Linked DNA regions of Homo sapiens: region 1 is linked to region 2. A link is an interaction called in ENCODE POLR2A ChIA-PET data of the cell type or tissue named here. Cell type or tissue: Panc1. All regions are shown on one strand. Each heading gives the region's core, and the rest is flanking DNA. Links, peaks and the distances in the headings are about the cores only.

The links. Peaks named below come from ENCODE experiments on the same cell type or tissue, not always from the same donor. Only the 100,000 strongest peaks of a DNase experiment are listed, where the experiment ranks them.
Region 1: POLR2A ChIA-PET joins it to region 2 with 8 read pairs; 16 of 35 experiments call an interaction of 5 or more read pairs at or near these places.

The regions. Positions count from the first base shown.
Region 1 is chr16:28,801,515-28,817,235 of GRCh38, forward strand. It overlaps the pseudogene RPS15AP33. Among named protein-coding and RNA genes, the nearest start is that of ATXN2L, 14 kb to the right of the region's middle. In Panc1, for the core only: no CTCF peak of the experiment used is centred there; no DNase peak of the experiment used is centred there.
Region 2 is chr16:28,914,277-28,916,776 of GRCh38, forward strand. It overlaps RABEP2 (rabaptin, RAB GTPase binding effector protein 2), which reads right to left. Exons shown (of 13, transcript NM_024816.3): 4 at 396-506; 5 at 1-310. Among named protein-coding and RNA genes, the nearest start is that of RABEP2, 9.7 kb to the right of the region's middle. In Panc1, for the core only: no CTCF peak of the experiment used is centred there; a DNase peak (open chromatin) is centred at 1,175.

The sequences.
Region 1 (15,721 bases), core at 7,965-10,464, 100 kb before region 2:
AGCCGAGATGGTGCCACTGCACTCCAGCCTGGGTGACAGAGCGAGACTGTATCTCAAAAAAAAAAAAAAAAAAAAAAGAATTTCATCATTGGTAGCACTGTCAGTTGTTTTTCTTGATGTGACCGACTCAGTTCATTTTTGAAACAATGTCTGCCAGCTACCCAAGTCTGAATAATAATAATTTGGCTGGGCGTAGTGGCTCACGCCTATAATCCCAGCACAACATGGTGAAACCCCATCTCTGCTAAAGGCACAAAAATTAGCCCAGTGTAGTGGTGTGCACCTGTAATCCCAGCTACTTGGGATGCTGAGGCATGAAAATTGTTTGAATCCAGGAGGCAGAGGTTGCAGTGAGCCAAGATTGCGCCACTGCACTCTATCCTGGGCGACGGAGTGAGACTCAGTCTCAAAATAATAATAAATTGTTCTTGGTTCTTCCATGTATAAATGGTGTTCCATGACAGGTGGTGGTTGGCTCATCCCACAACTCCATCTCTGAGAGCCTTTCCAGAGGTAACCATTGGATTTATGATTAATCTAAACACTTTATCCATTCTTCTCATTTTGACACGCAGAATATTAAGAAGAAATATATTCAACGGTTGAGATTTAATAAAATTGATCATTTTTACTGCTTCAACAAGGACATTCTGAAATGAAACTGTGGCCAGGTGTGGTGGCTCACACCTATAATCTCAACACTTTGAGAGGCCAAGGTGGGAGGATCGCTTGAGCCCAGGAGTTCGAGACAAGCCAGGGCAACATAGTGAGGACCTCATCTTTACAAAAAATAAATAAATAAATAAACATTAGCCGGGCATGGTGGTACACACCTGTAGTCCCAGCTACTTGGGAGGCTGAGGTGGGAGGGTTACTTGAGCCTGGGAGTTCGAGGCTTCAATGAGCCCAGATTGTCACTGCACTCCAGCCTAGGCGACAGAGCAAGAACCTCTCTCAAAATAATAATAGAAAGAAAGAAAGAGAAAGCAAGCAAGCAAGAAGGAAAGAGAAACAAAACTTGCCTTTCCTTTTTTTTTTTTTTTTTTTACCATGAGCACATACTGGTGCCAGTTTTCTATCTGTTGCCTCCCAGTTCCAAATCCATTTATTGCACTGCTTGCTACCAGATGTGGAACTGGCAAACATTTCTTCTTTGCCAGTAGAGGGCGCCGGAGGAACACCACAGGAGGAAGGGGCTTGTCCTGGTTCCTCCTCTGTCCCACCCCCGTGGCAGGCAGCCCTGCACCGGACACACAGTGGCATTCAACTTCCTGCCTGCCAGCCCCAGTGTGTGGTTCCCAGCCTGACAACCTTGGCACCCCAGCACCCCAGCAGGAGGGGTTTCTGCTTGTGGTCCCCTGGCCACCAGCCTCGGCCAGCTGGTTGTGGACCAGCCGTGACCTGGGGCAACCCAGCCAACCTCACCGTCCAATGGGCTGCAGCCACCTCTCTCCAGTGAGGTCTGAGACCCAGCCTTAACGAGGCTACCCCCTTCCAGGTTTGTTCTTTCTCTGGGCTCTCTCCCTCACCCTTTGGGTGTTTTTTGGTTGTTGTTGTTTGCGTGTGTGTGTGTGTGTGTGTGTGTGTGTGTGTGTGTGTTGAGACAGAGTCTCCCTCTGTCACCCAGGCTGGAGTGCACTGGCATGATCTCGGCTGACTGCAACCTCTGCCTCCCGGGTTCAAGCGATTCTCCTGCCTCAGCCTCCCAGGTAGCTGAGACTACAGTTGCGTGCCACCACACCCAGCCAATTTTTATATTTTTAGGAGAGACGGAGTTTCACTATGTTGGCCAGGCTGGTCTCGAACTCCTGACCTCTTGATCTGCCTGCCTCAGCCTCCCAAAGTGCTGGGATTACAGGCGTGAGCCACCACGCCCGGCCCCATGGGTGTTTTTTAGAGTTCTCTTTGATTCACACTTAGTCACAATCCCCTGTAAATAGTTCATTGTTCTGTTAAAACTTCCCTGTTTAAATGACTCTGTGGTTTCCGCCTTGTGAGTGGATCCCGATCGATGTAGCATTATTACAAGAGGGGTGCCTGGAGATAGATCCACAAGGATAGCATTTGGGGACTGGTTTGTCCATGCCCTTGGGTTTGAGCTTTGTCTGAGCTCCAAGGGAATGGGAACTGGACGTTGGTAATCTGTGATGTGCTGTGGCATCGAGTTAATCAGACTGTTGCCTACAGCTTGTCTTTATAAAGTACCAACTCCAGCGCATGCCCCGGGAGCCCAAGTGGCTGCTGTACTTGACTGTGATGTCAATAACGATGACTGTAAGGGCTGTGGCGTGGGACGGATTCTTCTCAGTGCACTGCGTCACTTCCAGAAAGAAAACCACAGGCTTGGCTAGGCATGGTGGCTCACGCCTATAATCCCAGCACTTTGGGAGGTGAAGGTGGGTGGATCACAAGGTCAGGAGAGCGAGACCATCCTGGCCAACACGGTGAAACCCTACCTCTACTAAAAAATTAGCTGGGCGTGGTGGTGCACACCTGTAGTCCCAGCTACTCAGGAGACTGAGGCAGGAGAATTGCTTGAACCTGGGAGGCAGAGGTTGCAGTGAGCCGAGATCGCGCCACTGCACTCCAGCCTGGTGACAGAGCGAGACTCCGTCTCAAAAAAAAAAAAAAAAAAAAAAAAAAAAAATGTTCCAAGAACTGATAAGTGATTTTAGAAAGGGAGTAGAATACAAATCAATGTACTGTTTCTAAAATGCATGTGGGCCGGGCTGGGCACGGTGGCTCACGCCTGTAATCCCAGCATTTTGGGAGGCCAAGGTGGGCAGATCACTTGAGGTCAGGGGTTCGAGACCAGCCTGGCCAATATGGTGAAACCCAGTCTCTACTAAAAAAACAAAAATTAGCTGGGCGTGGTGGCAGGCACCTGTAATCCCAGTTACTCAGGAGGCTGAGGTGGGAAAATCACTTGAACCGTGGAGGCAGAAGTTGCAGTGAGCTGAGATCATACCACTGCACTCCAGCTGGGGCAACACAGCGAGACTTCATCTTGGGGGAAAAAAGGCACTTAATAGAATGAAAAGATAAGCCATAAATTGGGAGAGAGTCTTTGCGATAATAAGAGTAACAAAAACAATAATAATATCTGGGTCAGGCGGAGTGGCTCATGCCTGTAATCCCAGCACTTTGGGAGGCTGAGGCAGGCAGGTCACTGGAGCCCAGGAGTTCAAGACCAGCCCGGCCAACATGGTGAAACTCTGCCTCTACTAAAAATACAAAAAATTAGCCAGTCCTGGTGGCAGGCGCCTGTAATTCCAGCTACTTGGGAGGCTGAGGCAGAATTGCTTGAACCAGGCGGCAGAGGTTGCAGTGAGCCGAGATCTTGTCATTGCACTCCAGCCTGGGCAACAAGAGTGAAAGTCCATCTCAAAAAAAAATAAATAGGCTGGGCGCGGTGGCTCACACCTGTAATCCCAGCACTTTGGGAGGCCGAGGTGGGCAGATCACGAGGTCATGAGATCGAGACCATCCTGGCTAACACGGTGAAACGCTGTCTCTACTAAAAATACAAAAAAATTAGCTGGGTGTGGTGGCGGGTGCCTGTAGTCCCAGCTACTCAGGAGGCTGAGGCAGGAGAATGGTGTGAACCTGGGAGGCAGAGCTTGCAGTGAGCCGAGATCACACCACTGCACTCCAGCCTGGGCAACAGAGTGAGACTCCATCTCAAAAAAAAAAAAAAAAAATTAGCCAGGTGTGGTTGCGGGCGCCTGTAGTCCCAGCTACTTGGGAGGCTGAGGCAGGAGAATGGCGTGAACCCAGGAGACGGAGCTTGCAGTGAGCCGAGATAGTGCCACTGCACTCCAGCCTGGGCAACAGAGCAAGACTCCGTCTCAAAAAAATATATATATATATAATATATATATTATATATATATATGGAGCAGAAAAAGCCTTTGTTGGACGAATTTACAAAGCTTGTGCAAATGTAAGGTGTTTAAAGCCTATGGTTGCTGGGCACGGTGGCTCACGCCTGTAATGCCAGCACTTTGGGAGGCTGAGGCGGGTAGATTGCCTGAGGTCAAGAGTTCAAGACCAGCCTGGCCAACATGATGAAACCCCATCTCTACTAAAAATACAAAATTTAGCCGGACATGGTGGCACATGCCTGTAATCCCAGCTACTCAGGAGGCTGAGGCAGGAGAATCGCTTGTACCCAGGAGGCGGAGGTTGCAGTGAGTGGAGATCGCGCCGCTGCCCTCCAGCCTGAGCGATAAGGGAGACTCCATCTCAAAAAAAAAAAAAAAAAGCCTATGGTTATTAACTGTATGATTCATCAGCAGGTACTTTGCACACATTTTTGAATCTGTCATAAGATATTGAACCAGTACTGTCAATTGTGAACTTCATTTGCTTGTGTGGATTTAACTGTCAGTTCCATAAATTTTTGTTAGAAATACAAGCTGAATATCCTGACTTGCCATGCCATACAGTAGTTTGATGTCTTGGAAGTGCTAAATTTTATGGTTTTGATTTGTTTTGTTTTTTTGAGACAGGGTCTCACTCTGTCACCCAGGTTGGAGTGCAGTGGTGTGATCTTGGCTCACTGCAACCTCTGCCTCTCATGCTCAGGTGACCCTTCCACCTAAGGTTACTTCCCTAAGAAACTGGGACTACACACATATGCCACCACGCCTGGCTAGTTTTTGCATTTTTTGCAGAGACAGGGTTTTGCCATGTTGCCCGGGCTGGTCTTGAACTCCTGGGCTCAAGTAATCTGCCTGTGTCAGCCTCCCAAAGTGCTGGGGTTATACGTATGAGCCACCACACACAGCCATATGGTTTTTAACTCCGGGCTGAGATTGAATTTTTTTTTCTTTTCTTTTCTTTTTTTGTTTGAGACTGAGTCTCACTCTGTCACCCAGGCTGGAGTGCAGTGGTGCTATCTCAGCTCACTGCAATCTCTGCCTCCCGAGTTCAAGGGATTTTCCTGCTTCAGCCTCCCAAGTAGCTGGGATTACAGGTGCCCGCCACCACACCTGGCTAATTTTTTTTTGTATTTTTAGTAAAGACGGGGTTTCACTGTGTTGGCCAGGCTGGTCTCGAACTCCTGACCTCAGGTAATCCACCTGCTTCGGCCTCCCAGATTGCGGGTATTACAGGTGTGAGCCACTGCACCCGGCCTGAAATTTTTCTAAATAAGAACCGGGCCAGGTGCAGTGGCTCACACCTGTGTTACCAGCACTTCAGGAGGCCGAGGTGGGCAGATCACTTGAGGACCATCCTCACTAACATGGTGAAACCCCGTCTCTACTAAAAATACAAAAAATTAGCCAGGCTTGGTGGCGGGCACCTGTAGTCCCAGCTACTCCGGAGGCTGAGGCAGGAGAATCGCTTGAACCTGGGGAGGTGGAGGTTGCAGTGAGCCTAGATCATGCCACTGCACTCTAGTCTGGGCGACAGAGCGAGACTCCGTCTCAACAACAACAACAACAAAGAAGAACCACACATAACCACTGCTATCAAACACTGAGAGGCTTTGTTAGCTAGCTTTTGAAGCAGTTTTGATAATATCTCTTAATAATTCAACCTAAAATTATAAGGCAAAACAGCACGTATATGTTTAACGTATGCTGCTGTAAAGTAACTTCATTGATGGTATATTGTTTGAATCACAAGCGATGTCAAGCTGCCTTATACACAGCCCATAATATCAAAGTTAAAACAAGGAGCAAGATGTCCATTCCCATATAGATTTTTAGGAGCTACATTTCCAATCTCAAACTGCAGTTCCAGTAGCATTTTTAGGACTTCAGTGAAATTGAGACACATCTCAAGTGATTAAACCATAATGTAGTGACATGCTAAAAGGCAGATAGCAAGAGAAAAATCCAATCCAAATAGATTTTTTTTTTTTTTTTTTTTGAGACACGGTCTTGCTCTGGTGCCCAGGCCAGAGTGCAGTGGCACCATCTCAGCTCACTGCAACTTCTACCTCCCAGGTTCAAATGATACTGAGCATCAAGTAGCTGGAATTACAGGCACACGCCACCAGGCCTGGCTGATTTTTTTGTATTTTCAGTAGAGAGGGGGGTTTTGCCGTGTTGCCTAGGCTGGTCTGGGACTCCTGGCCTCGAGTGATCCACCTACCTCGGCCTCCCAAAGTGCTGGGATTAAGTGAGCCACCGCACCTGGCCAGAGTCCAAATAGAATTCTATAAATGCCTTTCAAATGATGAATGTGCTCGTGACATCATATGCTTGTGGATTGCTATCTGTATTTGGCAATACCTATCTTCAGGAAAAACTATTTTTGCCAAATCTCATTACAGATTAGAATTAACAGATAAACATTTGTCATAGACTTTGATGATAGGGAACACTAACTTTGTTCTTTTTTTTTTTTTTTTTTTCTGAGATAGAGTCTCGCTCTGTCACCCAGGGTGGAGTGCAGTGGTGTGATCTCGGCTCACTGCCACCTCTGCCTCCTGAGTTCAGGCAATTCACATGCCTGAGCCTCTCCAGTAGCTGGGATTACAGGCATGCGCCACCATGTCTGGGTAATTTTTGTATTTTTAGTAGAGTCTGGGTTTTGCCATGTTGGTCAGTCTGGTCTCAAACTCCTGGCCTCAAGTGATCTGCCCGCCTCGGCCTCCCAAAGTGCTGGAATTACAGGCGTGAGCCACTGTGCCCTGCCATAATATACTACTTTTTATCTGTTGTCCTACAACACCTAAAATATTTACTATTTGGCCCTTTACAAAAAACATTTGCCAACCCCTGCTCTAGAAAATGCAAATCAGGTCAGGCATGGTGGCTCACACCTATAATCCCAGCACTTTGGGAGTCTGAGGTAGGCAGATCACCTGAGCTCAGGAGTTCGAGACCAGCCTGGCCAATGTGGTGAAACCCCGTTTCTACTAAAAATACAAAAATTACCTGGGTGTGGTAGTGGGTGCCTGTAATCCCAGCCACTTGGGAGGCTGAGGCAGGAGAATTGCTTGAACCTGGGAGGCGGAGGTTGCAGTGAGCTGAGACTGCACCATTGCACTCCAGCCTGGGTGACAAGAGCAAAACTCCATCTCAAAAAGAAAAAAAGAAAATGCAAATCAACCTATCGTGACAGAAAGCAGATCAGTGGTTTCTTGGGTATGAGGGGTCAGAGAGAGGCAGGTGGGAGAGATTACAGTCACAAGGAGACTTCTGCGTGATGCATACCTTCGCTATCATGATTGTGGTAATGACTTCACGGCTATAGATATAAAATATATGTCAAAACATCAAATTCTGGCTGGACACAGTGGCTTATGCCTGTAATCCCAGCACTTTGGGAGGCTGTGGCAGGAAGATTTGCTTGAGGCCAGGTGTTTGAGACTAGCTTGGGCAATATTGTGAGACCATGTCTCCACCAAAAAAAGGTTTTTTTGGTTTTTTTTTTTTAATTAGCTGGGCATGGTTGTGCACACTTGTAGTCCCAGCTACTCTGAAGGCTGAGGTGGGAGGATGGTTTGAGCCCAGGAGTCCGAGGCTGCAGTGAGCTATAATTGCACCAGCGCACTCCAGCCTGAGCAACAGAGCAAGACCTTGTTAAAAATAAATAAATAAATAAGCTGCGCGCAGTGGCTCACACCTGTAATCCCAGCACTTTGGGAGGCTGAGGCAGGTAGATCACCTGAGGTCAGGAGTTCGAGACCAGCCCGGCCAACATGGTGAAACCCCATCTCTACTAAAAATACAAAAATTAGCCAGGTGTGGTGGCGTGCATCTGTAATCCCAGCTACTCGGGAGGCTGAGGGAGGAGAATTGCTTGAGCCCGGGAGGCAGAGGTTGCAGTGAGCCAAGATCACACCACTGTACTTCTGCCTGGTTGACAGAGCAAGACTCCATCTCAAAAAAATAAACAAAAAACTTGCTCTAGTAGCCAAAAACCTAAGTTGAGTTGCCATAGTGAAGAGTTGTAGTCTCTCGCCTGAATTTTAGACCTAAGTCAGCATAGATCCAGAGTCACTTAATTGGAGAGAAGTTTGGTTCTCCCTGAGAGAGGAACATGCCCTGTTTACTAGAGTGTGCATCAGGGAGAAGAAAATACCCAACCTTTTGAGGATTCCTAGACATTGGCTCTGAATTAACGCCAAGTCCTGAGGATCCAAAATGCCACTGTGGCTCATCACTAAAAGTAGGGGCTTAAAGATAGATGGTCAGGTGCTAGATGGAGTCTTAGCTCAGCCCCAGCTCACAGAGGGCTCCGTTGATCTATGGTCCCACCCTGTGGTTATTTCCAAATTCCTGAGAGTATAATAGGAATAGCCATCTATGGCAACTGACAAATCTCCACACTGGCTCTCCCACCCATGGAGTGAGAGAATCATGGTGGAAAGGGCTAAGGGAAAGTCCCTGTAACTTCCACTTCCTGTCAAGACAGTTAACCAGAGGGCTGGGCGCAGTGGCTTACACCTGTAATCCCAGCACTTTGGGAGGCCAAGGCAGGCGGATCACGAGGTCAGGAGATTGAGACCATCCTGGCTAACACGGTGAAACCCCATCTCTACTACAAATACAAAAAATTAGCCAGGTGTGATGGCGGGCACCTGTAGTCCTAGCTACTCAAGAGGCTGAGGCAGGAGAATGGCGTGAACCCAGGAGGCAGAGGTTGCAGTGAGCCAAGATCATCCTACTGCACTCCAGCCTGGGCAACAGAGGGAGACTCTGTCTCAAAGAAAAAAAATTTTAAAAAGACAGTTAACCAGAAGCATTATCACATCCCTGGAGAGTCGCAGAGACTAGTGCCACCCTCAAAGACTTGCAAGGGGCCAGGTGGGGTGGCTCAGGCCTGTAATCCTAGCATTTTGGGAGGCCGAGGCGGGTGGATCACCTGACGTCAGGAGTTCGAGACCAACCTGGGCAACATGGTGAAACCCTATCTCTACTAAAAGTACAAAAATTAGCCGAGTGTGGTGGCAGGTGCCTGTAATCCTGGCTACTCAGGATGCTGAGGCAGAAGAATCGCTTGAACCTGGGAGGCAGAGGCTTCTGAGCTGAGATCATACCACTGTACTCCAGCCTAGGCAAAAGAGCGAAACTGTGTCAAAAAAAAAAGACTTGAATGGGCAGGCGTTTGGCATATGCTGGTTGGATGGATCTTAGAGAATGACTGTGGACTATGGGAAACTCATTTAGATGGTGACTCCAATTGCAGCTGCTGCCTCACATGTGGTATCTTTAGACAGCAGAAGAAATCAACATGACCCCTAGTGTGGTGCAATGATGTATTAAAGACTCAGTTAAGGCAAGATGTGGTGGCTTACACCTGTAATCCCAGCACTTTGGGAGGCCAAATCACTTGAGGTCAGGAGTTTGAGACCAGCCTGGCCAACATGTAAAACCCCATCTCCACTAAAAATACGAAAATTAGCCAGGCGTGGTGGCGCATGCCTGTAATACCAGCTACTCTGGAGGCTGAGGCAGGAGAATCACTTGAATCTGGGAGGTGAAGGTTGCAGTGAGCCGAGATCATGCCACTGCCCTCCAGCCTGGGCAACAGAGCAAGACTCTATCTCAAAAAAATAAAGACTCAGTTAAGGCACCACTTGAGAGACCACACCCCAGAAAGAATGGTTTGGGTTTTTTACCCCGCACAGAGGCTGGGATTCTTTTTTATAGCATGCACACTACTATCTTTTTTTTTTTTTTTTGAGACAGAGTCTCACTCCTGTTGCCCAGTCTAGAGCGCAATGGGGTGATCTCAGCCCACTGCAACCTCCACCTCCTTGGTTCAAGAGATACTGCTGCCTCAGCCTCCTGAGTAGCTAGGATTACAGGCATGCGCCACCACGCCTGGCTAATTTTGTATTTTAATAGAGACAGGATTTCTCCATGTTGGTCAGGCTGGTCTCGAACTCCTGATCGCGGGTGATGCGCCTGCCTTGGCCTCCCAAAGTGCTGGGATTGCAGGCGTGAGCCACCTCGCCCGGCCAACACTGCTGTCTTAATGAGAGACCATTATGTAGTGCTTTTTCTCTCATAGCCAGAATACAAGTCAGAATCAAGGAGAGATATTAGATCTCGTTCTTCTCGCTGTTTTTTTTTCTTTTCTTTTCTTTTTTGAGACAAAGTCTTGCTCTGTCGCCCAGGCTGGAGTGCAGTGGCGCGATCTCGGCTCGCTGCAAGCTCCGCCTCCCAGGTTCACGCCATTCTCCTGCCTCAGCCTCCAGAGTAGCTGGGACTACAGGCGCCCGCCACCACGCCCGGCTAATTTTTTTTGTGTTTTTAGTAGAGACGGGGTTTCACCGTGTTAGCAGGATGGTGTCCATCTCCTGACCTCATGATCCGCCCGCCTTGGCCTCCCAAAGTGCTGGGATTATAGGCGTGAGCCACTGTGCCTGGCCGTTTGTTTTTTTTTTTTTTTTTTTGAGACAAACTCTCACTCTGTCGCCCAGGCTGGAGTGTCATAGCTCACTGCAATCTCCGCCTTCCGGATTCAAGCGATTCTTGTGCCTCAGCCTCCCAAGTAGCTGACCGCCACGCCTAGCTAATTTTTTTTTTTTTTTTTTTTTTTGATGTTGTCTCGCTCTGTCGCCAGGATGGAATGCAGTGGCGCCATCTTGGCTCACTGCAGTCTGCCTCCCGGGTTCAAGCGATTCTCGTGCCTCAGCCTCCCGAGTAGCTGGGTTTACAGGCACGTACCACCACACCCAGCTAATTTTTTTTTTTGTACTTTTATGGGGTTTCACCAGGTTGGCCAGGATGGTCTTGATCTCCTGACCTCGTGATCCACCCATCTCGGCCTCCCAAAGTGCTGGGATTACAGGCGTGAGCCACTGTGCCCAGCTGACGCCTGGCTAATTTTTTTTTTTTTTGAGATGGAGTTTCACTCTTGTCCCCGGGGCTGGAGTGCAATGGCGCTATCTTGGCTCACTGCAACCTCTGCCTCCCGGGTTCAAGTGATTCTCCTGCCTCAGCCTCCTGAGTAGCTGGGATTACAGGCATGCGCCACCACGCCAGGCTAATTTTTGTATTTTTAGTACAGAGAGGATTTCACCATGTTGGTTAGGCTGGTCTTGAACCCCTGACCTCGTGATCCAACCTCCTTGGCCTCCCAAAGTGTTGGGATTACAGGCATGAGCCACCGCGTCTGGCCACCAAGCTAATTTTTGCATTTTTAGTAGAGATGGGGTTTCGCCATGTTGGTCAGGCTGGTCTCAAACTCCTGGCCTCTAGTAATCTGACTGTCTCAGCCTCCCATAGTGCTGGGATTACAGGTGTGAGCCACCACACCTGATCAAAAAATTGTTTGTTAAAGACAAAGTCTTATTCTGTCACCCAGCCTGGAGTACAGTGGTGCAATTATGGCTCACTGCAGCCTTGAACTTCTGGGCTTGAGCAATCCTCCTGCCTCAGCCTCCCAAGTAGCTAGGACTACAGGTGCGTGCCACCACACCTGGCTAATTTTTGTATTTCTTTTTGTTTGGTGGGGGCGTGGACAGGTTCTGGCCATGTTGCCCAGGCTGTTGTCAAACTCCTGCCCTCAAACCATCCTCCCACCTCGCCCAGTCTCACTATTCTACCAAATAACCCACTTGCAGATTTTTTGTTTCCTGTCTTGGTAAGTTTGAGCTCTGCTGACTTGGAAGACTTAGTCCTCAAGGGAGGAATTCTTCCATCAGGGACACAACAATGATACCATTGAATTGGAAAATGAGACTGCCACCTGGTCATGTTGGACTTTTTAGGCCACTGAACCAACCGCAGAAAATGGGGTTACTCTACTGGCTGGAGTTATTGATCCTTATGACCAGGAGGAAACTGGGTTGCTGCCACACCATGGGGGTAAGGATGGTGTGTCTGAATCCCGGGTTTCTCTGGAGTGCCTCTTACTATTTCTATGCCCAATAATACATGTTACTGAAAAACTGTGGTAACTAAAAGAAGGCAGGACAATGCGGACCCTTTAGGAATGAAGCTTTGCCTCATCCTACCAGGTAAAAAGCCCAATTATCGGAGCCCAAGGATTTTTGGATACTTACAGAAGGGAACATAGTTACCAATTATGGGCTCATGACCAATTACAGAACTGAGGATCTTGGAAGCTTGTCATATTTCCTTTTTGCTTTTTTTTTTTTTTTTTTTTGAGATGGACTCTCACTCTGTCGCCCAGGCTGGAGTTCAGTGGCTCAATCTCAGCTCACTACAACCTCTGCCTCCCGGGTTCAAGCAATTCTCCTGCCTCAGCCTCCCGAGTAGCTGGGATTACAGGCATGTGCCACCATGCTTGGCTAATTTCTGTATTTTTTAGTAGAGATGGAGTTTCACCATGTTGGCCAGGCTGGTCTCAAACTCCTGACCTCAAGTGATCCGCCCGTCTTGGCCTCCCAAAGTCCTGAGATTACAGGCGTGAGCCACCGCACCTGGCCCCTTTTTGCATAATATATTCATGTCTTTATTTGTACATGCTAGCCATCTTTTTTTTTTTATTTGGTCCATAGGCATTTTATTTGTAAATATGTGTTACATCTCTAGAAAAAGAGTCCCAGGATTTTCCTTCCTGTGTGTTTTCGTCTTGCTTCTTCATGGTCCATGATGCCAGCTGAGGTGGTCAGTACAATGAAACCAAACTGGCGGGATGGAAGCAGATCATTCTGCTATTTTTCTAGATCTTTGCACATCAAATCTGGGGCTGATCCCACGTTTAGCCTGCCTGTGAGGTTTACAGTAATTTTCCCAGCTGTGTGATCATCAGTGATTTCAAATTCGCCAATGTAACCATGCTTCATCATCACAGTTAGAAACTGGACGATGACTTTGGAGAATGGCCTAATAGGTACCTGGCATTTTGCCTCTCTTTTTGGCATTGTTGATGTTCTATTTTTTTTTTTTTTCTTTTTGAGACGGAGTCTCCCTCTTTCACCAGGCTGGAGCGCAATGGTGCGATCTCGGCTCACTGCAACCTTTGCCTCCCGGGTTCAAGCGATTCTCCTGCCCCTGCCTCCCGCGTAGCTAGGATTACAGGCGTGCGCCACCACGCCCAGCTAAGTTTTGTATTTTTAGTAGAGACAGGATTTCACCATGTTGGCCAGGATGTTCTTGATCTCTTGACCTCATGATCTGCCTGCCTCAGCCTCCCAAAGTGCTGGGATTACAAGCATGAGCCATAGCACCCAGCCTGTCAATGTTCTTGAGAGCATCAGCCGGGACAGTCATATGCGCCATTTTGGTGGCAGGGGAAGATGGAGGAAAGAGCTTTCTTTTTTTTCTCTCCTCGTTCTTATTTTTTATACAAGTTATTGGAGGTTAGCTCTACAATTCGGCCTTTAGGTAGCAGAACATTCAAGACTATGACTTAATTTGAGGAGTAATTAAAATAGCCAGCAACTGGTGCAATGATCATTATGACAGTGAGTCTCATTTTGGAGAAACAGTGAGAACTTTCCTTGTATGAAAGATAACTATCTCTTTTTTTAGTTTTTTATTTTTATTTTTTGTGGGAACGTAGTAAGTGTATATATTTACAAGGTACATGAGATATTTTGATACAGGCACACAATGCATAATAATCACATCAGGGTAAATGTGGTATCCAGCACCTCCTACGTTTATCCTTTGTGTTACAAAGAATCAAATTAAACTATTTTAGTTTAGGGTTTTTTGTTTGTTTGTTTGTTTGTTTTTTGAGACAGAGTTTCACTTTTGTCACCCAGTCTGGGGTGCAATGGCGCGATCTCGGTTCACTGCAATTTCTGCCTCTGGGTTCAAGCGATTCTCCTGCGTCAGGCTCCCAAGTAGCTGGGATTAAAGGCATGCACCACCACACCCAACTAATTTTGTATTTTTAGTAGAGATTTCTCCATGTTGGTTAGGCTGGTCTCAAACTCCCAACCTCAGGTGATGTGCCCACCTCAGCCTCCCAAAGTGCTGGGGTTACAGGCGTGAGCCACCATGATCAGCCTTTTTTTTTTTTTTTTGAGATGGAGTCTCACTCTGTCGCCCAGGCTGGAGTGCAGTGGTGAGATCCTGGCTCACGGCAACCTCTGCCTTCCAGGTTTTTTTGTTTGTTTGTTTGTTTGTTTGTTTTGAGACAGTCTTTCTCTGTTGCCCGGGCTGGAGGGCAATGGTGCAATCTCGGCTCACTGCAACCTCCACCTTGCGTGTTCAAGCGATTCTCCTGCCTCAGCCTCCTGAGTAGATGGGATTACAGTCGTGCACCACCATGCCTGGCTAATTTTTGTATTTTAAGTAGAGACGGGGGTTTCACCATGTTGGTCAGGCTGGTCTCGAACTCCTGACCTCATGATCCACCTGCCTTGGCCTCCCAAAGTGCTGGGATTACAGGCGTGAGCCACCACACCCAGCCTCTGCCTTCCAGGTTTAAGCAATTCTCCTGTCTCAGCCTCCCGAGTAGCTGGGATTACAGGCACCCACCACCACACCTGGCTGAGTTTTGTATTTTTAGTAGAGACGGGGTTTCACCATGTGGGCCAGGCTGGTCTCGAACTCCTGACCTCAAGTGATCCACCTGCCTTGGCCTCCCAAAGTGCTGGGATGACAGGCGTGAGCCACCACGCCTGGCCCTCTTTTAGTTATTTTTAAATGTACAATAAATTATTGTTGACTGTAGTCACCCTGTTGTGCTATCAAGTAATTTTTTTAATCCTTTTCTTTTTTTTTTTGACAGGGTCTCTCTGTGTTACTCAGGCTGGAGTGCAGTGGCGTGATTTCTGCTCACTGCAGCCTTGACCTCCCAGCAGGCTCAAGCAATCCTCCTGCCTCATCCTCCCGAGTAGCTGGGACTACAGGCATGTGCCACCACGCCCAGCTAAGATCTTTTTTAAAATGCTTAATCCAGAAGTCATTACAAACAAATACTAGATCTTATTTATTCTATCTAACTATATCTCTGTACCCATTAACCATTCTGCCTTCCCTGCCTCCATTACCCTTCCCAATCTCTGGTAAACATCCTTCTACTCTCTGTCTCCAGGAGTTCAACTGTTTTTCATTTTTGGCTCCCACAAATAAGTGAAAACTTTTGAAGCTTGTCTCTGTGCCCACCTTATTTCACTTAGCATCATGACCTCGAGTTCCATTCATGTTGTCACATATGACAGGATCTCATTCTTTTTTATGGCTGAATAGTACTCCATTATATATATGTACCACATTTTCTTTATCCATTCATCTGTTTGTTGGGGTTTTTTTCTGTTTTTGTTTTGAGATGGAGTCTCCACCTGTCGCACAGGCTGGAGTGCAGTGGCATGATCTCGGCTCACTGCAACCTCTGTCCACCTCCCAGGGTCAAGCGATTCTCCTGCCTCAGCCTCCCGAGTAGCTGGGATTACAGGCGCCTGCCACCAGGCCCGGCTAATTTTTGTATTTTTAGTAGAGATGGAGTTTCACCATGTTGGCCAGGCTGGTCTCGAACTCCTTACCTCAAGTGATCTGCCTGCCTCAGCCTCCCAAAGTGCTGGGATTACAGGCATGAGCCACTGCGCCTGGACAATTTTTACTTTTTTTTTTGAGACGGAGTCTTGCTCTGTCACCCAGACTGAAGTGCAGTGGCGCCGTCTTGGCTCACTGCAAGCTCCGCTTCCCGGGTTCACGCCATTCTCCTGCCTCAGCCTCCCGAATAGCTGGGACTACAGGCGCCCACCACCATTCCTGGCTAATTTTTTTGTATTTTTAGTAGCGATGGGTTTTCACCATGTTAGCCAGGATGGTCTCGATATCCTGACCTCGTGATCTGCCTGCCTCGGCCTCCCAAAGGGCTGGGATTAC
Region 2 (2,500 bases), core at 1-2,500:
GGTAGCCAGGAGGGGGCAGGTAGATGCCCTCGGGAACCAGGGTGCCCGTAGACACCAGCGAGGCCGTCTCTTCCTGTTCAGGGCTCAGGCCCTGGCGGCTTTGGGGCAGGGAGGAGCTGCTGCCGACCCCACCGCCAAGGGAGAAGGAGGAGATGGAGGCGCTGTCATCGCAGTTGTGAGCGAAGGCCTCAGCGGCTGGACCCCCATCTCCGCTCAGCTCCTCCAGAGGCTCCAGCGGGGGCGATGGATCCCGGGACAGGGGCAGCAACTCCGTGGAGCCGTGCAGGGAAGGGGCATGCCGGGGACGTCTCTAGGGAAGGGGGCAGGGAAGAGGCTGGGGGGCCAGGGTCCTCTGGCACCCCTCCTTCCCCAGCGCCCCCTGGCCGTGCCCTCACCTGGATCTCCTGAATCAGCTCCTCGGCCCTCAGCAGCTTCGCCTTCAGCTCCTCGATCTCCTTTTCCATGGGCAGTACGATCTCCCGCAGCTTCTCCGAGTCCTCGTGGGCCTGGAGGGAGCGGGGTGTGGCAGCAATAGTTCCCCCTCCAAAGTGCTGAAGCCCCGGGTCTGTTCAGAGCTTCCTCTCCAAGCACATCAGCTCTCCTAATCCTCCCTAGAAGGTGCTGTCCACCCTCATTCCAGAGATAAGAACACAGAGGCTCTAGAAGCTTCCACGACTTGCCCCAGGACATAAGGGCAAGGATGAAGGTCACGACTTCTTCCTGTGGTCCCGTCACTCACCATGTCTTCCTTCTCCAACATCCATTTTTTTCTTTCGTCATAGAACTTTACCTTTTTTTTTTTGAGATGGAGTCTTGCTCTATCACCCAGGCTGGAGTGCAGTGGCACAATCTCGGCTCGCTGCTACCTCCGCCTCCTGGGTTCAAGCCATTCTCCTGCCTCAGCCTCCTGATTAGCTGGGACTACAGGCATGTGCACCAATGAGCTAATTTTTGTATTTTTTTGTGGAGACAGGATCTTGCTATGTTGCCCAGACTGGTTTTGAACTCCAGGCCTCAAGTGATCCTCCCACCTCAGCCTCCCAAGGTGCTGGCATTACAAGTGTGATTCCCAGCATCTGGGTTGGGATTACACCAATGGCCAGCACACTTCACATTGTTAGTTGGGCATGTGGCCTAAATCCTAAAATACCATCCACATTTCTCAGCTTCCTTGCAACTAAACAGATCATCTGGCTAAGTTCCAGCTACTGAGATGGAAACAGATAAGCCAAGGGGACCTTCCAGGACAACTCTTTATTTTATTTGTATTATTATTACATTTTTTTGAGATGGAGTCTCACTCTGTTGCCCCGACTAGAGTGGAGTGGCATAATCTCGGCTCACTGCAACCTCCGCCTCCTGGGTTCAAGCGATTCTCCTGCCTCAGCCTCATGAGTAGCTGGGATTACAGGCGCTCGCCACCACGCCCGGCTAATTTTTGTATTTTTAGTAGAGACAGGGTTTCACTATTTTGGCCAGGCTTGTCTCGAACTCCTGAAACCACCCACCTCAGCCTCCCAAAGTGCTGGGATTACAGGTGTGAGCCACCGTGCCTGGCCCAGGACAACTTTTTTTCTTTTAATAAGAAGTTTCATTCTTGTTGCCCAAGCTGGAGTGCAATGGCACTATCTCTGCTCACTGCTACCTCTGCCTCCTAGGTTCAAGCGATTCTCCTGCCTCAGCCTCCCAAGTAGCTAGAATTACAGATGCGTGCCACCACGCCCAGCTAATTTTTTTGTATTTTTAGTAGAAGGGGGTTTAACCATGTTGGCCAGGCTGGTCTCGAACTCCTGAGACCACCCATCTAGGCCTCAAATGATCTGCTCGCCTCGGCCTCCCAAAGTGCTAGGATTACAGGCATGAGCCACCGTGCCTGGCCTAGGACAACTCTTCAAAGGAAGAGGGTGTGCCTTTCTTTATTCCTCCTTCTCCTCCTTTTTGCTGGCTGGAATGTGGACATGATGGCTGGCACTCAAGCAGTCATCTTGGACCATGAGGCAATGTGCTACCTATGGCAAAACAGCAATATAGGAGAAGCCTGCTTGACAACTTGTTGAGCTGCTATACCAGTCCTGAAATGTCTACCTCTGAACTTGAAAAAAACAAATTTCTGGGCTGGGTGCAGTGGTTCATGCCTGTAATCCCAGCACTTTGGGAGGCCAAGGCGGGCAGATCACCTGAGGGCAGGAGTTTGAAACCAGCCTGGCCAACACGGCAAAACCCTGTGTGTACTAAAAATACAAAATTAGCCGGGCGTGGCAGTGGGCACCTGTAATCCCAGCTACTCAGGGAGGCTGAGTCACGAGAATCACTTGAACCCGGGAGGTGGAGGTTGCAGTGAGCCAAGATCACGTCACTGCACTCCAGCCTGGGCGACAGACTGAGACTCTTGTCTCCAAAAAAAAAAAAAAAAAAAAAAAAATTTCTGGCCAAGTGCAGTGGCTCACGCCTGTAATCTCAGCACTTTGGGAGGCCAAGGTGGGCCGATCACAAGGTCAGG